2 separate regions of the Homo sapiens genome follow, and region 2 is linked to region 1. A link is a loop called in an ENCODE intact Hi-C map of the cell type or tissue named here. Cell type or tissue: heart left ventricle. All regions are shown on one strand. Links, peaks and the distances in the headings refer to the core of each region. The heading gives the core; the rest is flanking DNA.

What was found. Hi-C counts contacts between places; a loop is a spot of excess contacts. Peaks named below come from ENCODE experiments on the same cell type or tissue, not always from the same donor. Only the 100,000 strongest peaks of a DNase experiment are listed, where the experiment ranks them.
Region 2: it touches region 1 in a loop (5-fold over the local background); 23 of 110 quality-filtered maps call a loop at or near these places.

What each region holds. Positions count from the first base shown.
Region 1 is chr22:24,522,470-24,530,791 of GRCh38, forward strand. UPB1 (beta-ureidopropionase 1) reads left to right here. Exons shown (of 10, transcript NM_016327.3): 9 at 1,150-1,304; 10 at 3,242-5,921. The coding sequence ends at 3,325. Among named protein-coding and RNA genes, the nearest start is that of GUCD1, 29 kb to the right of the region's middle. RefSeq lists an enhancer at 3,270-3,449. In heart left ventricle, for the core only: CTCF peaks have their summits at 3,153 (motif pointing left) and 3,356; a DNase peak (open chromatin) is centred at 3,152; H3K27ac peaks cover 554 bases.
Region 2 is chr22:24,184,959-24,193,280 of GRCh38, forward strand. SUSD2 (sushi domain containing 2) reads left to right here. Exons shown (of 15, transcript NM_019601.4): 6 at 136-337; 7 at 528-613; 8 at 703-971; 9 at 1,058-1,201; 10 at 1,299-1,457; 11 at 2,244-2,492; 12 at 2,613-2,885; 13 at 3,001-3,177; 14 at 3,267-3,369; 15 at 3,454-4,148. The coding sequence ends at 3,478. Among named protein-coding and RNA genes, the nearest start is that of SUSD2, 7.6 kb to the left of the region's middle. RefSeq lists an enhancer at 4,615-5,256. In heart left ventricle, for the core only: a CTCF peak has its summit at 4,883; a DNase peak (open chromatin) is centred at 4,903.

The DNA of each region.
Region 1 (8,322 bases), core at 58-8,057:
GATCCAAGGGCATATACCACCTCACCTCTGCTAAGAACCCTAAAGACTCCTTTCCCATGTCTCTGGCCAAGAATGAGGGAGGTAGGGACTGCCCCCCTCACCAAGGAGGTATCTGAACCTTGGTGAGGTAGCTTGGACACTTGGAGGTAGCTCAGAGTGTCCTCTAGAAAGCCAGGAGGAGGCCAGGCATGGTGTCTCATGCCTGTAATCCCAGTACTTTGGGAGGCTGAGGCGGGCGGATCACCTGAGGTTGGGAGTTTGAGGCCAGCCTGACCAACATGGAGAAACCCAGTCTCTACTAAAAAAAAAAAAAAAATACAAAAAATTAGCCGGGCATGGTGGCCCATACCTATAATCCCAGCTACTCAGGAGGCTGAGGCAGGAGAATTGCTTGAACCCAGGAGGTGGAGGTTGTGGTGAGCTGACATCGCACCATTGCACTCCAGCCTGGGCAACAGGAGGGAAATGCCACCTAAAAAAAAAAAAAAAAAAAAAAAATGCCAGAAGGGGCTGAGCGAGTCTGTTTTCCAGGAAAACACTTCCTGAAAGGGTCCCAGATGCCGCCATTTCAGGTCCCCCGACTTCTAGAGTCCCTGATCCTAGTTAACTTACTGCAAATAGAGATGCAGAAAGGGCAGGGGAATGAGCGTCCACTGGGTGCCTGCTGCATCTGGGCCATGCTAGGCCCTGCCCAGCCCCACCTGCTCCTTACACATGTGTGGGGTGGCTGCTAGTCCTCCCTGACTGGTGAAGGGACCAAGGCCTGGAGGGAGGATAAGGGTGACGCAGCTGGCAAGGCAGATGAAGGCAGAGCCTCCAGCTCACTGTGAGGGCCCCCATAGGAAGCCCCCAGAGTGTGACTTTCTGTTTTCCTTAGGCTGTGGGTAGAAGTGACACCTCTCAGAAGGGTGACATTTAGACATTTCCCCAGGGGCAAAGGGAAGCAGCATAAGGGGGCCATTTGCAGCAATTTGCTGGGCCTTCAGGCCTGAGATGAGAGACAGGCCTTTTGGGCCTCAGCATTTGGCAGACACTGGGGAGGATGGCATGGACTCCGTGTCCTGGGCCTGCCTCAAGGTGCCTGACCCTCTGTGGAGCCCACAGTGCATCTACACAAGCTCACAGATGTGTTTCTTTGTTCCTTTAAAGCTCACCAGGACTTTGGCTACTTTTATGGCTCGAGCTATGTGGCAGCCCCTGACAGCAGCCGGACTCCTGGGCTGTCCCGTAGCCGGGATGGACTGCTAGTTGCTAAGCTCGACCTAAACCTCTGCCAGCAGGTGAATGATGTCTGGAACTTCAAGGTAGGTCCCCAGGACCCCTGTTGTTGCCTGCTCCTCTGCTTTGGCCCTCATCCTGCTCTCAGGAACTGCTGTTGCGGGGTTGCCCATGGCAGCATGAGGTACCAGCTCCCACCTGAGGGCTCTGTGTGAGCTGAGGGCTGAATCTCTGCCTCCTTGCTGGCTCCCGGGAGGAACAGTTGGGTCAAACAATGTACAAGCAGCAGGCTGCAATAAATTCTCCTCTCATCTGATTTAGATTCTGGGTGCCTTCAGACAAATTAATCTCAATTTCATTTGTCCAGAGAATAGAATGGATTGGCTCCTCTAATCCTTTTTCCTTTCCAGGCATTTGCACTTATCACAAGATAAATATGCATGTCTGGTTCTGCTTGTGGCCAGTCCCTGCAGTCTAGGCCTTGACGATAGCAGGAAATGGGTCATGCAGAGAAATGGAATCTAGGCCTGGCTCTGCCACAGCCTTCCTTCCTTGGTCACCTTAATTAAGCCCCTTGTGCTCCCAAGCCTTAGTACTCCCAGTTGTAAAATACGGGGCTTAACTCGAAGGTCCCATGCTGGCTTTGACACCTAATGCCCTGTGATGTCAGGAGTCAGAGGAATGGAGATGTCTGCCCTCCTGGGATGGGACTCCACCCTAGAAAGGCTCACAGCTTCAGAGTTTGCTGTATTAGTGTCCGAAAGTATTTCCACCAACTCAGCACCCCTTTTTCTTTTTTGGTGGAGTAGGGGGCATGGAGACAAGGTCTTGGCTCTGTCATCTAGGCTGGACCAATGGCACAGCCATAGATCATGGCAGCCTTGACCTCCTGGGCTCAAGCCATCCTCCCACCTCAGCCTCCCGAGTAACTGGGACTATAGGCGTGCACCACCACCACACCCAGCTAATTTTTAAAATTTTTTATAGAGACCGAGTCTCACTATGTTGCCCAGGCTGGTCTTGAACTCCTGGCTTCAAGCAATCCTCGCACCTCGGGCTCCCAAAATACCAGGATTATAGACATAAGCCACTGTGCCCTGCCTCAGCAACCTTTTATAAGCAAATTGTATATGCAAATGTCCATTGTTATAACTGACTTTGCCCGGTGTGACTAAAAGACCACCAGGGCCTCTAATCCACCCAGACATGGGCTTTTGGCCTTGATCCTGTTTTCTGAGCATGGGTTCCTCAGTCTCGGATCCTTGTCAGACAAACAAGGTATTGGGCATGAGAGAGTCTCCTGACCTCTCTCTCCTCTTCCTGGGCAACTAGGATGAATGTAGGATTCCACCCAAATCAGAAGGGAGCCAAGAATGCTGGCCAACTCTTTTTAATAAGTATCCCAGGAGCAGTAAACCAAATGTTTTCTCATTAGACACTTCTTAGAAGCAGAAGCCTTCCCAACTTTGGTAATGGGCCTGAGCTCCTGTCAAGGCTTTTGGGAGTAATCCACCTTGGGAAAGGAGGGAGGGAGGGAGGGTGTGCTGGGTGTGAGCACTGTGGGTGGGCTTTCCAACTCCACCAGCCTCTGTATCCACGATGAGATGCCACATGGAGTAGACAGAACTCCAGGCCCATCCAGGAGCCCCTGGTTCAAATCCCAGCCTTTTCTACAACTGGCTAGTGACCTGGAGCAGGTCACTCCTCTCTGGGCTGTAGGATGCTCTTCTGGGGAGCAACAGGACCACGGGACTCCCCTTCTCCATCCTGCCTCAGCAGACCACACTTTCTGGATAGACAGGTCGAAGGGGTCACAGCAGCCAATGCTGGGCTGTATGAGTCATTGTAGCATCTGTGAACTTTGCCACAGTACTAGAATCAGTGCCAAGAGGTCACTGTCAACGAGCCTTCCTGATGCGTTCCTGCCCCATGACTGCCCTCCAGTGGCAAGAGGTGGTGGCGTGTAAGTGATGGGGATTTATAAAACCAGAACCTCTAAAGTACATCTGTGTTTTGCTTTCAGATGACGGGCAGGTATGAGATGTACGCACGGGAGCTCGCCGAAGCTGTCAAGTCCAACTACAGCCCCACCATCGTGAAAGAGTAGCCGGCTTCAGTGCCTGCCTTGGGGTGAGGAAGACACCTCTGCCCCAGTGGATTAGCAAGTGTGGCAGGCTTAACATGTCCAGGTTCTCCCCAATAACATTGTCCAGGTTGGTTTTAAAATTCCCAGGCAGGGGGAGAGTGGCATGGGGAGTGACTTCTTAATGGGTAAGGGGCTGCTTACTTCTGGGGTATTGGAAATGTTTGGGGACTAGGTAGAGGTGAATGTACTAAATGCCACTGAATTTGTATACTTCAGAATGTTTGTTATGTAAATTTTACCTCAACTAAAAAAAAAAATGCCCAGGTACTGCTTGTGCAGGTGGATTTGAGGTTAGGCAGATGATGCTGTCCATCCCGTACACCAGTGGGAAGAGGGTGAGGGCTGATCCAGAGACCCTGAGCCTACAGCAAGGCTGTGGTGGGTCGGATGGTCTTTGGATGTGTCAGCTTAGCTAGGCCACAGTCACCAGTAATTCAATCAGACACTAATCTAGGTATTTCTGTGAAGGTATTTTGTAGATGTGACAGAAGTCCATTCCCAATTGACTAAGTAAGTGAGATTATCTCAGATAATCTGGGTCAGCCTGACCTGATTAGTCAGAAGGCCTAAAGAACAGAGCTAAGGGTTTCCCTGAGGAAGAAATTCTGCCTGAGGACAGCAGCCCAGTGCTTGGCGAGAGTTCCTGACAGTCTGCCCTTCTGATAGCCTGCCTCACAGAGTTTAGACATGACTAGCCAGCTCCTACAATCACTGAAGTCAATTCCTTGCAATAAATCTCAATATATCCCCTACTGGTTCTGCTTCTCTAGTTGAATCTGACTGATACAGATTTTGGTGCCAAAAGTGGTTCTAGAAAAATAGAATCTTAAAGATGAGTTTTCTGCATTGGTTCTGGATTTTTTTAGAATTCTTCCCTAGTTTGATTGAACTTAAAGGCATCAATGACTCTATTTCCATAGAGTCAGGGTAAAGAGGGTAGTTGGTAGTCCATGGCATGGTGCAGCAATAGTTATTTATGTGCGAGACTAGCCATCAGCCATCAGTTTGTGCCCAGAGTTCCAGCCTGCCCTTTCTGATGGCTTGTCCTGTGGATATCAGACTTGCCTGACCAGATTCCATCATCATAGAAGGTAATTTGTTGCACTAAATCCTTTTATATCTCTATCCATCACCTACTAATTCTGCTAGTTCTGCTAATGTGGTTGAGCTCCATTTTACACATCAGATTACTCACTTCTCTACACCTTGGTTTTTACATCTGTAAAATGGGACTGGGCCAGGTGTGGTGGGGTGGCTTATGCCTGTGATCCCAGCACTTTGGGAAGCCAAGGCAGGTGGATCACTTGAGGTCAGGAGTTCAAGACCAGCCTGGCCAACACGGCGAAACCCCGTCTCTACTAAAAATACAAAAATTAGCTGGGCATGGTGGCGCATGCCTATAATCCCAGCTACTCAGCAGGCTGAGGTATGAGAATTGCTTGAATCTGGGAGGCAAAGGCTGCAGTGAGCTGAGATCACGCCACTGTGCTCCAGCCTGGACAACAGAGTGAGAGCCTATCTCCAAAAAAAAAAAGGGGTGGGGACCATATTCCTGCTTTATGTCAAGACACTGGTAAGAGACAGACTAGATGGGCCAGGGAGCCCCTTGGCAGTTATCAGTGCAGCGCCTATTTAGCCCTGTCCCTGAACAACACGGCAAGAGCCCAACCTGCCAAGTCTCAAATAGCAGTTAACCAGAGTATCGGGTTGGAGGTGGGGTTGAGATTCTGTAATTCCCCGCTTATTGTTCCCAATCAGAGAAGGCAGCCAGAGAAGGCAGCTTCATCCCTTCACTGGCCCAGCAGCTGAACTATATGGAAACCTCCATGTCAGGGCTAGGGTACTCCTGGACAGCCACCAAGGATGAGAAACCCTGATGGAGCTGCCTGGCCACAGCTCTGCGGTAACTTCCTTGAACTCTCTGTGCTGCAGGTTTTCACTTTACCTAATGGCCCTTCTTGCACCTTTAAAAAAAAAAAAAAAAAATTCCAGTCCTACAGACACAGTGAGCTTTTTTGCCTGTTCCTTTAGCTTTCAAAATTTAGTGTCAGCCAAGGCGGGCAGATCACAAGGTCAAGAGATGGAAACCATCCTGGCCAACATGGTGAAACCCCATCTCTACTAAAAATACAAAAATTAGCTGGGTATGGTGGCGCACGCCTGTAGTCCCAGGTACTCAGCAGGCTGAGGGAGGAGAATCACTTGAACCCGGGAGGCGGAGGTTGCAGTGAGCCGAGATCACACCACTGCACTCCAGCTTGGCGACAGAGTGAGACTCCGTCTCAAAAAACAAAACAAAACAAAACACCTTAGTGTTTTTGGTTTCTAGAGGGTGTAATCAACCTAATACAGAAGCCAGCTTAGGTGACAAATTGGTACATTTGTGAAACAGGCATGAATAAATGGACCACAACTCTTTGATTATCTGCAACTCTCATTGCCTGGAAACAGAACAGTCAGGCCCATCTTAGAGTATGCAGGCCCTGTACAGCCAAGGTCATTTCAAGGTTTAACTCATCCCTGGAACATGCAGATGCTCAGTAAACATTTGAATGAATCTGTGGTGGAGGTTTTTGCTTCCTGGTGATCATTGCTGATGCTACAGGGCAGTCTCTCAGACAAGAAATTGCAGTGGTTCAGTGTACATGGCCTGCAGGCCTGTGGGCCCCTGTGCAATCTTGGATGAAGCCTTCTGACCCCTCAGTTTTCTCACCGGTAAGATAACAGGTGGCTGGGCTCAAGAATTTCTCCCTAGAAATTCTCAGTTCTGGAAGGCCACCTTCCTGCCAGGCTATAGCTTTATTGCCGGAATCTGGGGTGGAGTAGGTGAACTTCAGTGTGCCCAAAAGAAAAAAAGGAGGCTGTGCACAGTGGCTCACATCTGTAATCCCAGCACTTTGGGAGGCTGAGACAGGGGGATCACTTGAGCTCAGGAGTTGAAGACCAGCCTGGACAACATAGACCTTGTCTCTATAAAATTTAAAAAAAATTAATAGGAAAAAAAGGGCTAAGGCATTATTAAATATAAACCAGACCACGTATTAGACCACAAAAAATTCCCAGTAAACTTAAAGATTAAAATCATAAAAGTGTATTTTCCCATCACAATGGAACAAAACTAGAAATCAGTAGTTGAAAGTTTTAAAAATTAAACAATGGCCGGGTGCGGTGGCTCACGCCTGTAATCCCAGCACTTTGGGAGGCCGAGGCAGGTGGATCCCAAGGTCAGGAGATTGAGACCATCCTGGCTCACACAGTGAAACCCCATCTCTACTAAAAATACAAAAAATTAGCCAGGTGTGGTGGCAGGTGCCCGTAGTCCCAGCTACTCGGGAGGCTGAGGCAGGAGAATGTGAACCTGGGAGATGGAGCTTTCAGTGAGCCAAGATTGCCCCACTGCACTCCAGCCTGGGAGACAGAGCAAGACTCCATCTCAAAAAAAAAAAAAAAAAAATTAACACACTTTTTGTTTTCTGAGACAGAGTCTTGTTCTGACACAACTGTGGCTCACTGCAATCTCCGCCTCCCAGGTTCAAGTGATTCTCGTACCTCACCCTCCCAAATAGCTGGGACTACAGGCACATGCCACCATGCCTGGCTAATTTTTGTATTTTTAGTAGAGACAGGGTTTTGCCGTGTTGGCCAGGCTGGTTTTGAACTCCTGGTCTCAAGTGATCCGCCCGCCTCAACCTCCCAAAGTGCTGAGATTACAGGCATCAGCCACCCTTCCTGACCAACAACACACTTTTAAACAACCAATGGATCAAAAAAGAAATCATAAGGGAAGTTAGATATCTTGAGACACATGAAACAAAAACACACCGAAACCTGTGGGATACAGCAAAAGCAGTACTGAAAGAAATTTATAGCTATAAATGCTTACATTTAAAAAGAAGAGTCTAGGCATGGTGGTTCCCACCCATAATTCCAGCACTTTAGGAGGCTGAGGTGGGAGAATTGCCTGGCCCCTCTACAAAAAATTTAAAAATTAGCCAGGGATGGTGGTGCACACCTATAGTCCCAGCTATTCCAGAGGCTGAGGTGAGAGGATTGCTTGAGCCCAGGAGTTTGAGGCTGCAGTGAGCTAAGTGAGCTATGATGGCACCACTGCACTCTAGCTTGAGCAACAGAGCAAGATCCTGTCTCTAAAAAAAAAAAAACAAACAAACAAAACCAACTGAACTGTACACATTATTTACACATTAAGGCACAAAAAAAGAGCAAATGAAAGAGCTAACAGAAGGAAGCCAATAAGAACAGAGCTAGAAGGAAGATAACAGAGCTAGAGAATAGAAAAAGAAAAAAAGAGAAAGTCAACAAAATCAAAAGTTGCTTCGTCAAAAAGATCAACAAAATTGACAACCTTTAGCTAGATTGAGTAAGAAAAAGAGTCAAATTACTAAAAGGAGAAATGAAAATCGGGACACTACTACCAATTCTACAGAAGTAAAAAGGGTTATAAAGTACTACAGACAGTTGTATGGAAACAAACTGGATAGCCTAGATTAAATGGGCAAATTCCAGCTGGGCATGGTGGCTCAAATCTGTAATCCCAGCACTTTGGGAGGCCGAGACCGGTGGATCACTTGAGGTCAGGAGTTCAAGACCAACCTGGCCAACATGGTGAAACCCTGTCTCACTAAAAATACAAAAATTAGCTGGGTGTGGTGGCGTGCGCCTGTACTCCCAGCTACTTGGGAGGCTGAGGCACGAGAATCACTTGAACCCGAGAAACAGACGTTGCAGTGAGCCAAGATTGTGCCACTGCACTCCAGCTTGGGCGACACAGAGTGAGATTCTGTCTCGAAAATAAATAAATGAATGAATGAGTGAATGAATGAATAGGCAAAGTCCTAAAAACAAAACCTACCAAGATTGAGTCATGAAGAAATATTAAAAAGCACAAACATCAGATCAAAAACTGAATAGTCAGAGATTTTACTCTATTTGCAAGCTAG
Region 2 (8,322 bases), core at 74-8,073, 340 kb before region 1:
GCAGGTGATGGCTGGAGGGCCTCGCCGCCCGAGGCCCATCATGCTTGCCTGGGCAGCCCAGGCTGGGGGTGGGGAGAGTGGGGCGACCATGGGGTGGTGTGGGCTGGCCCAGCTCCAGCATCATCACCTCCACAGGGACGTGCAGGCGCTCTGGACCAACGACCACGCACTGGCCTGGCACCTGAGCGATGACTTCCGAGAGGACCCTGTGGCCTGGGCACGAACTCAGTGCCAGGCCTGGGAGGAGCTGGAGGATCAGCTGCCCAACTTCCTGGAGGAGCTGCCGGACTGCCCCTGCACCCTGACCCAGGCCCGGGCTGACTCCGGCCGCTTCTTCGTGAGCCTCCCATCAGGGCCCAGGAGAGGGGATGAGGGGTTAGCCTCCCCACTGAGGACAGCACCAGGGGAGGCAGACAGAGGTGTCCTGGAGGGTGGGGCTGGGGTCTCAGGACCCCTGCAGGGTTGGCCTCAGGGAGGGGATGACAGAACCCGAGGCCACTGGGTGACAGCCACCTGCTGCTCTGCAGACGGACTACGGCTGTGACATGGAGCAGGGCAGCGTGTGCACCTACCACCCCGGGGCCGTGCACTGTGTGCGTTCTGTGCAGGCCAGGTGAGCCCCCAGGCTGGGGCCGGTATGGGGATTGGGGTCAGGGGTGGGCTCCCAACAGTGGCCTGGCCCTGACTCACTGGCTCCTGCAGCCTCCGGTACGGCTCAGGTCAGCAGTGCTGCTACACAGCGGACGGGACGCAGCTCCTGACAGCTGACTCCAGCGGCGGCAGCACTCCCGACCGCGGCCATGACTGGGGCGCACCCCCGTTCCGCACGCCACCCCGAGTGCCCAGCATGTCCCACTGGCTCTACGATGTCCTCAGCTTCTATTACTGCTGCCTCTGGGCACCCGACTGCCCCCGCTACATGCAACGGCGGCCCTCCAATGACTGCCGCAACTACCGGCCCCCAAGACTGGGTGGGTGCCATCCCGTGCCCCAGACCCTGGGAAAGATCGGGCTGGGCTGGGGTGCACCCCCACGTGACCCTCCACTCTCACCCTAGCCTCCGCCTTCGGAGACCCACACTTTGTGACCTTCGACGGCACCAACTTCACATTCAATGGGCGCGGAGAGTACGTGCTGCTGGAGGCAGCGCTGACCGACCTGAGGGTGCAGGCGCGGGCCCAGCCCGGGACGATGTCCAACGGTGAGGCCAGGGCTAGGGGCTGCTCTGGTTGGCATGGGGTAGAACCAAGGTGGGAGGCTGGAGCCAAGTGGCTCCCGTTCTGCTCCCACCACCGCAGGCACGGAGACCCGTGGCACTGGGCTGACCGCAGTGGCCGTCCAGGAGGGCAACTCAGATGTGGTGGAAGTCAGGCTGGCCAACAGGACCGGAGGTCTGGAGGTGCTGCTGAACCAGGAGGTGCTGAGCTTCACCGAGCAGAGCTGGATGGACCTGAAAGGTGAGCAGTCCAGCCACGCGAGGCTGCGGGCTGCCCTCACCTCCTCCCCATTCCTGCAGGGAGACTGAGGGGAAGCCCTGGGCCTTCATGCCTCTCCCAGTCCTGGCTAGAGGCCTGGGTGGTCCGACCTCAGGCCTTCACACCCACCGAGGTGCCCCCGTCGTACCCACCTGGTCAAAAGCCGAGAGGCCGTGACGGTGGGACATGTCCTCCCTACGGAGGATCCCGGGAGCCTTCTGGAGGGGAACTCACCCTGGTAACGTTCACCGCTGGCCTGCACAGAGCCACTCCTGTGCTCCTGTCACTCCCTCAGTCCTCAAAAGCCACTGCAAGGTCTCCAGCCCTGCACGGTTAAGGATGCCCCTGGCAAGTGGTAGCTCCACATCTGAACCCCTTGCCTCAGGGAACTGAGTCAATGAAAGGATTCCTGGTTGGGATGGGTGAGGACCTGGGAGGGGCCTGTCAGCACTGAGGGTTCAGGGACCCTCGGGACGTGCCCAGGCAGGTGTGGCTGCTGCAGCCAAGGCCAGAGGGACCCACACGTGCATCTCAACATGGGGGATTCACTGCAGGGGCTGCACCTCAGGTGCCGCTGGGAGTTCCACCGCAAGCATGGCAGGGGTGGCGGAGGGTCATGGTCAGCAGAATTGGCCCCGGGAACGCCCTCCCTTCCCCTGCAGGTGCCCTCACCCACAGCCCCTGGGTGCCGACCACCCTGTCCTGGGGCTGCGGGAGGGGACAAGATGCTCACAGCGGGTGACCCTAATGCATCCCCCTTGAGCCCAGGAATGTTCCTGTCGGTGGCTGCCGGGGACAGGGTCTCCATCATGCTGGCATCAGGGGCCGGCCTGGAGGTCAGCGTGCAGGGCCCGTTCCTGAGTGTGTCCGTCCTGCTGCCTGAGAAGTTCCTCACCCACACCCACGGCCTCCTCGGGACACTCAACAACGACCCCACCGACGACTTCACCCTGCACAGCGGGCGCGTCCTGCCCCCAGGCACCAGTCCCCAGGAGCTGTTCCTGTTTGGGGCCAACTGTGAGTGACCGTGGAGTATATGGGGCAGACGGGGTGGGGGTTACTGGAAACATGGCACGGGCAGGGCTTGGGGACCAAAGGGAGCCATGCCCAGCCAGGCCCCGGTCATGTATCTTCCAGGGACCGTGCACAATGCGTCCTCCCTGCTCACCTACGATTCCTGGTTCCTGGTCCACAACTTCCTGTACCAACCCAAGCACGACCCCACCTTCGAGCCCCTCTTCCCCAGTGAGACCACCCTCAACCCCAGCCTGGCACAAGAGGCAGCCAAACTATGTGGGGACGATCATTTCTGCAACTTTGATGTGGCAGCCACTGGGAGCCTGAGCACGGGCACTGCCACTCGGGTGGCCCACCAGCTGCACCAGCGTCGCATGCAGAGCCTGCAGCCAGGTGAGGGCGGGCAGGTGGGGGTGGGCGGGGAGCTGGGACAGGACCCCCCGGGGTGGCCAGATGTGTGTATGCATGGCAGCTCAGGCCTGTTGTCTGCACTCTGTCCCCATCCCAGTGGTGTCCTGTGGCTGGCTGGCCCCACCTCCCAACGGACAAAAGGAGGGCAACAGGTACCTGGCGGGTTCCACCATCTACTTCCACTGTGACAACGGCTACAGCCTGGCCGGGGCAGAGACCAGCACCTGCCAGGCTGACGGCACCTGGTCCTCACCCACCCCGAAGTGCCAGCCAGGTGAGGACACTCTGCTCATACACCTGCCTGCACCTGTCCCCACTCACCACCCCAGAGAGCCCCCTCACTGACACTCGCTCCCTCACCAGGACGCAGCTACGCGGTGCTGTTGGGCATCATCTTTGGGGGCCTCGCGGTGGTGGCGGCGGTTGCGCTCGTCTATGTGCTGCTGCGCCGCAGGAAGGGCAACACGTGAGACCCCCCAGCCCCTCTCCCAAGACCCCGAGACAGCCGGTGGGACCACCGAGGCTACTTCTAACTGCGTTTCTGTTGCAGGCACGTCTGGGGTGCACAGCCCTGATGGGAGCAGCTTGGCTGTGAGCACCAGGCCAAGACTCCTGAGAACAGGCAGCCCAGTCCTGCGACTCCCGCATCCCCAGGACCAGACACCTGGGACCTGGATACTTGATACCTGGGCATTTAACCCCCTACTCTGTCATCTCAGACCCCAGGCAGGAGGCCCAGTGTTCCAACACCCAAGCCCCGTGCTAGCAGCGCTCCGTGCTCTTCCCCAAATACTCACGGCTCTAATTCCCCAAACCTGAAACTTCATACCCTGGGATTCTAATACCTATGTCCTGAGCCCTGACACTCCCACACCTGAGCCTCAGATTCCAATAGCTCACTCCCTAGAGCCTGACGCCGGGGCCCCTGACCCCTGAGCCTCAGATTCCAATACCTCACTCCCCAGAGCCTGATGCCGGGGCCCCTGACCCCTGATCTACGGAGGCCTGCTCCCGGACCGTGCGGGCACCAGTGCAGTGCTGCCTTGGTTCCTGGACCCCTGGGCCCATCCTGGGACCCCAGATGGGGTAAGGAGAGGCCCCAGAACCCCAAAGCAGACAGCGAGACCCCCAGCGGCAGAGGCCTCCCTCGGCACTCCAGGCTTATAATTTCGAACTCTTCTGGAAGGTCACTCAGGAACACCCTCCCTGCCTGTGCAAAGAGAAAACAAGCGCCTTGTTTCCTTCCCTGGTCTCCTGGTGTTCATGCTGCGCCCTGGTTCTGGAGAGTTCCATGACCGCCTCCCGGGGTCACCACCAACAGTATCCAGAGTGAGGCAGGTCTGAGCCCTGCCTGCTTCCTCCACGAGGTTGCCGGGGATGCTCCCTCCCCAGGCTCTCTCTCCATGTATGCAGTGGGATGGAGAACTGTGGCCGCCTCGTGGGGTGGGGAGGCCGCCAACACAGCACAGGGCTCACTTGGGTCACTCAGGAGATGGAGAAGGACAACCCCTCCCTCAACAGAGGTGCCACCCCCTCACCACGCCCTGGCGTGCTCTGGCAAGCACTGCCCTGCAGCCTCGGCTCCTTGGCTGGGTGCAGTCGCTGGCAGGATCAGTTCCAAGTCCTCAGGAGACCAGCGCCCAGGCTCCTTAGCCCAGGAATGTCCAGAATCTGGGCACAGAGCCCAGGCCTCAGGCCACGGTGGCCCACCTGAGCAGCTCTTTGTCGGCGCTTCCTGTGGGGCCTGGCATGGAGGCACAGACCTGGAAGCAGCTGGAGGATGACCAGGGTCCATCAACCTTTGTGGAGAGGGTCCCGAATGGGGACTCAGGCAGGGTAGCATTGGTCGGGTTTGCCCCTTAGGTCTCAGAGAAAGTGCTGGAGAGGGTGAGGCTGGAAGTTGGGGGCCAGGTAGAGAACACTGGGTGGGGAGTTGAGCCGCCTCAGTGTGACCTGCAGCGCTGGGAGTGGCCATATAGGGGCAGCAGAGGATAGGAACAGCGAGTCTGGGTGGCAGGAGGTTGGGAGGGCAGTCAGCCCTGCCCTGCAGCTGGGTCAGCCGACTTGGTCACAACCGCAGCCAAGGTCTGCGCACAGCCCACCCCTCCGCCTCCCCGCACCTGGGTCATCCCCGCATCTCAGGAGTGTTGAAGAGGTTGCACAGGTCTCCCCAGGTCATTCAGCGGGCACTGACCATGGGGTGGGAGTCCAGGCCTCTCACCTGCTCAGCCTTGCCCTTGGTGAATGGGAGAGCTGGGGAGGCAGAGACATGTCTCATCTGAGGCCTTCCTGGAGGAGGTGAATGTGCATGATGGGGCACGTGTGCGGGAACCGAGCTGAGGGTTGCAGGGCAGGGGTGGCGGGAGGCTAGCGGAGGGGAATGGGGTCTGGCCTTCTCTCTTTCTAGAGCTCACTCCGTTGCTTCCCCATTCCCCTGGGTTTGCACCTCCAGGCATGGTGGGGCTGAGGGTCAGCCCCTTGGCGGGCTGGGCAGGTACTTTCCTCCCTACAGATGAGGTAAGGCAGGGCTCCCCTCCCACTGTCTGAATCCCCAGCGCACCCCTGTGCCACGCCAGGCCTGGGCCGGCCACGTGTCAGTGGGTGAGAGGTCAGTTTCCGGGTCAAGGCCTGGACATGAGGGAGCGGGCACAGGTTTTCAGGGGGCCCAAGAGCGGCAGGGGCAGCTTGGCAGCTCATCAGGTCCACTAGAGGGTGTCCCAGACAAGAGCAGCCCCCGAACTGAGGTCAAGAAACAGGTTGGATTCTCAGAGCTCTGATTGGTTGGACAGGGGTTCCAGATGGACAGGGGTTCTGGGTAGAGGAGCAGTCTATGCAAAGGCTCAGAGAAAGAGAAGTGCAGTCATGTCTGCGGAATGACAGGGGTGGGGGCCAGCCAAGGCCTCCCCTGCCAGGCCAAGGCATTTAGATTTCATCCTAAGAGCAAAGTGTGGCCTGCCTCGGGCTCCCCCACCCCCACCAGTCTCCCTCCAGGATGGGCCCTTGGTCTGCCCCCCCACCTCCCCTTTCCAGCAGGAGAAAGGGTGCCCTGTCTGTGGCCCCAGTCCCAGACATCAGATGTTCCCAGTGCCAGGGGCAGGCCAGGCTGGGAAGCCCCACCACCTGCCAGGGGCTTTTCCTGGGGCCCGAAAGAGATAGAGACAGGGCCTGTGCAAAGGCAGAAGGCCTGGAGCCGGTGCAGACTCTCTAGAGACATCAAAGGCAGGGACCGCTGCCTCAGGGAGATGGTCTCCCAAATAGCAGCCCAGGGCTTGCAGGACGGGCAGCCATGGGAGCTTGCGGGTGGCTTACAGTAGGGTTGAAATGATGGAGTATCAGAGTCACCCAATGGCCGGTACCATCGTGGTGGTACCAGTCAGAGTGGGGCAGATGGTAATCCAGGGCTTTGGAGACACAGGTGATGAGAGAGCTGGGGGGGTCAAACAGGAGCCGATGAGGTACCAGCAGGATCCTAAGACCCACCTTGGGCAGAAGGGCAAAGGGAGGAAGGAATGTGCTATGGGAGCCAGGCCCAGATCCCATGGAAGCGGGCGTCACGCAGGCCTGTGGGCCAAGGGGAGTCACAGAGGTGACAGCCCAGCTGCAGGTCCCCTGCTGGCTAGAGTAGGGAAGCCCGGCTTCTCTGTGCCCCCTGCCCTCCAGCCTCCCACTAGGTCTCCTGTTGGCTGAGCACAGTGGGTGCGGCTGATCTGGGGGCCAGGGAGGGCTCTGACTCGGTACAGTACAGTACAGGCACAGCTGGGGAGCAAGGGACCCCTTCTTCTGCCAAGCTGCTTCCTTCTGCAAGCCCCAGGGTGGCCGAGTGCCTGCTGTGGGCCAGACCTCTGCTAGGCCCATCAGGACACCCCTGTCCTCAGGGTCCAATGCTGCCAAGGAGGAGGCGGGGGGGTCGGTGCAGCGCACTGTAGGAGTGGGAAGTCAAGGAGGCATCGTGGAGGAGTGCGGCTTCCCACAGGCACCCCTTCAGGCTTTCACCAGCTCCCTTTGTTGCAAGGATGTGAGGATGACTGACTTTGGAAGTCATGCCAACCAAGTCCCTGCTGACCTGATCACCCACCCACTACTCTTCCAGGACCAGGAAATAAACTTCTTTTGTGATTAAGCCTTAATATGTTTCAGGGACCATTTGTTGAAGCAGTTAGTTGGTGCTGAGATGGGAAAGAAACTTTTCTTCTGTGAGACAGGGTCTCACTCTGTCACCCAGGCTGGAGTGCAGTGGTGCGATCATAGCTCATTGCCGCCTCAACCTCCCAGGCTGAGGTGATCCTCCTGCCTCAGCCTCACAAGTAGCTGGGGCCACAGGCACGCTCAGGCTGGTCTTGAACTCCTGGGGTCAAGCAATCCTCCTGCCTCGGCCTCCCTAAGTGCTGGGATTACAGGCATGATCCACTGTGCCCGGCCAAAAAGAAATTTTTATCTGAGGAACGAGAGCCCCCTTTAATTATCAGGCCCAGAGAGGCACTGAAATGTGATGGGGTGTCACAGCAGTCACGCCTCACTCCCACCTTGACGCCACTTGCTAGGTGGGTTCTAGACTAACCGATGTCAAGTAGCCATAAAATGTCATATGCTGGACACCATAATGTAGGGGCCAAGGGAAAACTTCCCCTTTACCCTCTGAAAGTTCAAGGAAAAATCAACTCACAAAAGGCAGATTAATTGGAAAACAAGGTGTACCAAGTTATTAGCATGCGTTGGGGGAGAATCACAGAGTCATTGCCGAATATCCCAGTGGGATAAAGATGCTGATATACCCTGCTTCTTAGGGGAAAGGGCGATGGGAATCTCTCCTTTGATACTCAGCTGGAGCCAGACTCCTCCAGGAAGCCCCCCCTGACTTCCCACTCCTACAACGCACTACACTGGCCACTCCCTCCTCCTCGGCAGCACTGGACCCTGAGGAGAGGCGTCTCCCGATGGGCCACAGCAGGCACTTGATCACCCCAGGGCTAGCAGGAGATAGGGAGTGTGGATGATTTCAAGAGGACAGTGCATGATTTGGGGTGGGGAGGATTTTTTTTTTTTTTCTTTTTTTGAGACAGAGTCTCCGTCTGTCCCTAGGCTGAAGTGCAGTGGTGCAATCTCAGGTCACTGCAACCTCCGCCTCCCAGGTTCAAGCTATTTTCCTGCCTCAGCCTCCCTAGTAGCTGGGACCACAGGCGCCCACCACCACACCCAGCTAATTTTTGTATTTTTAGTAGAGATGGGGTTTCACCATGTTGGCCAGGCTGGTCTTGAACTCTTGACCTCAGATGATCCTTGTGCCTTGGCCTCCCAAAGTGCTGGGATTACAGACATGAGCCACTGCCCCTGGCCTGGGTGGGGAAGATTTAATGGGCTTAAAGAACATACAATGGCTCTGTTCTGTTCCATTGATCTATATCTCTGTTTTGGTACCAGT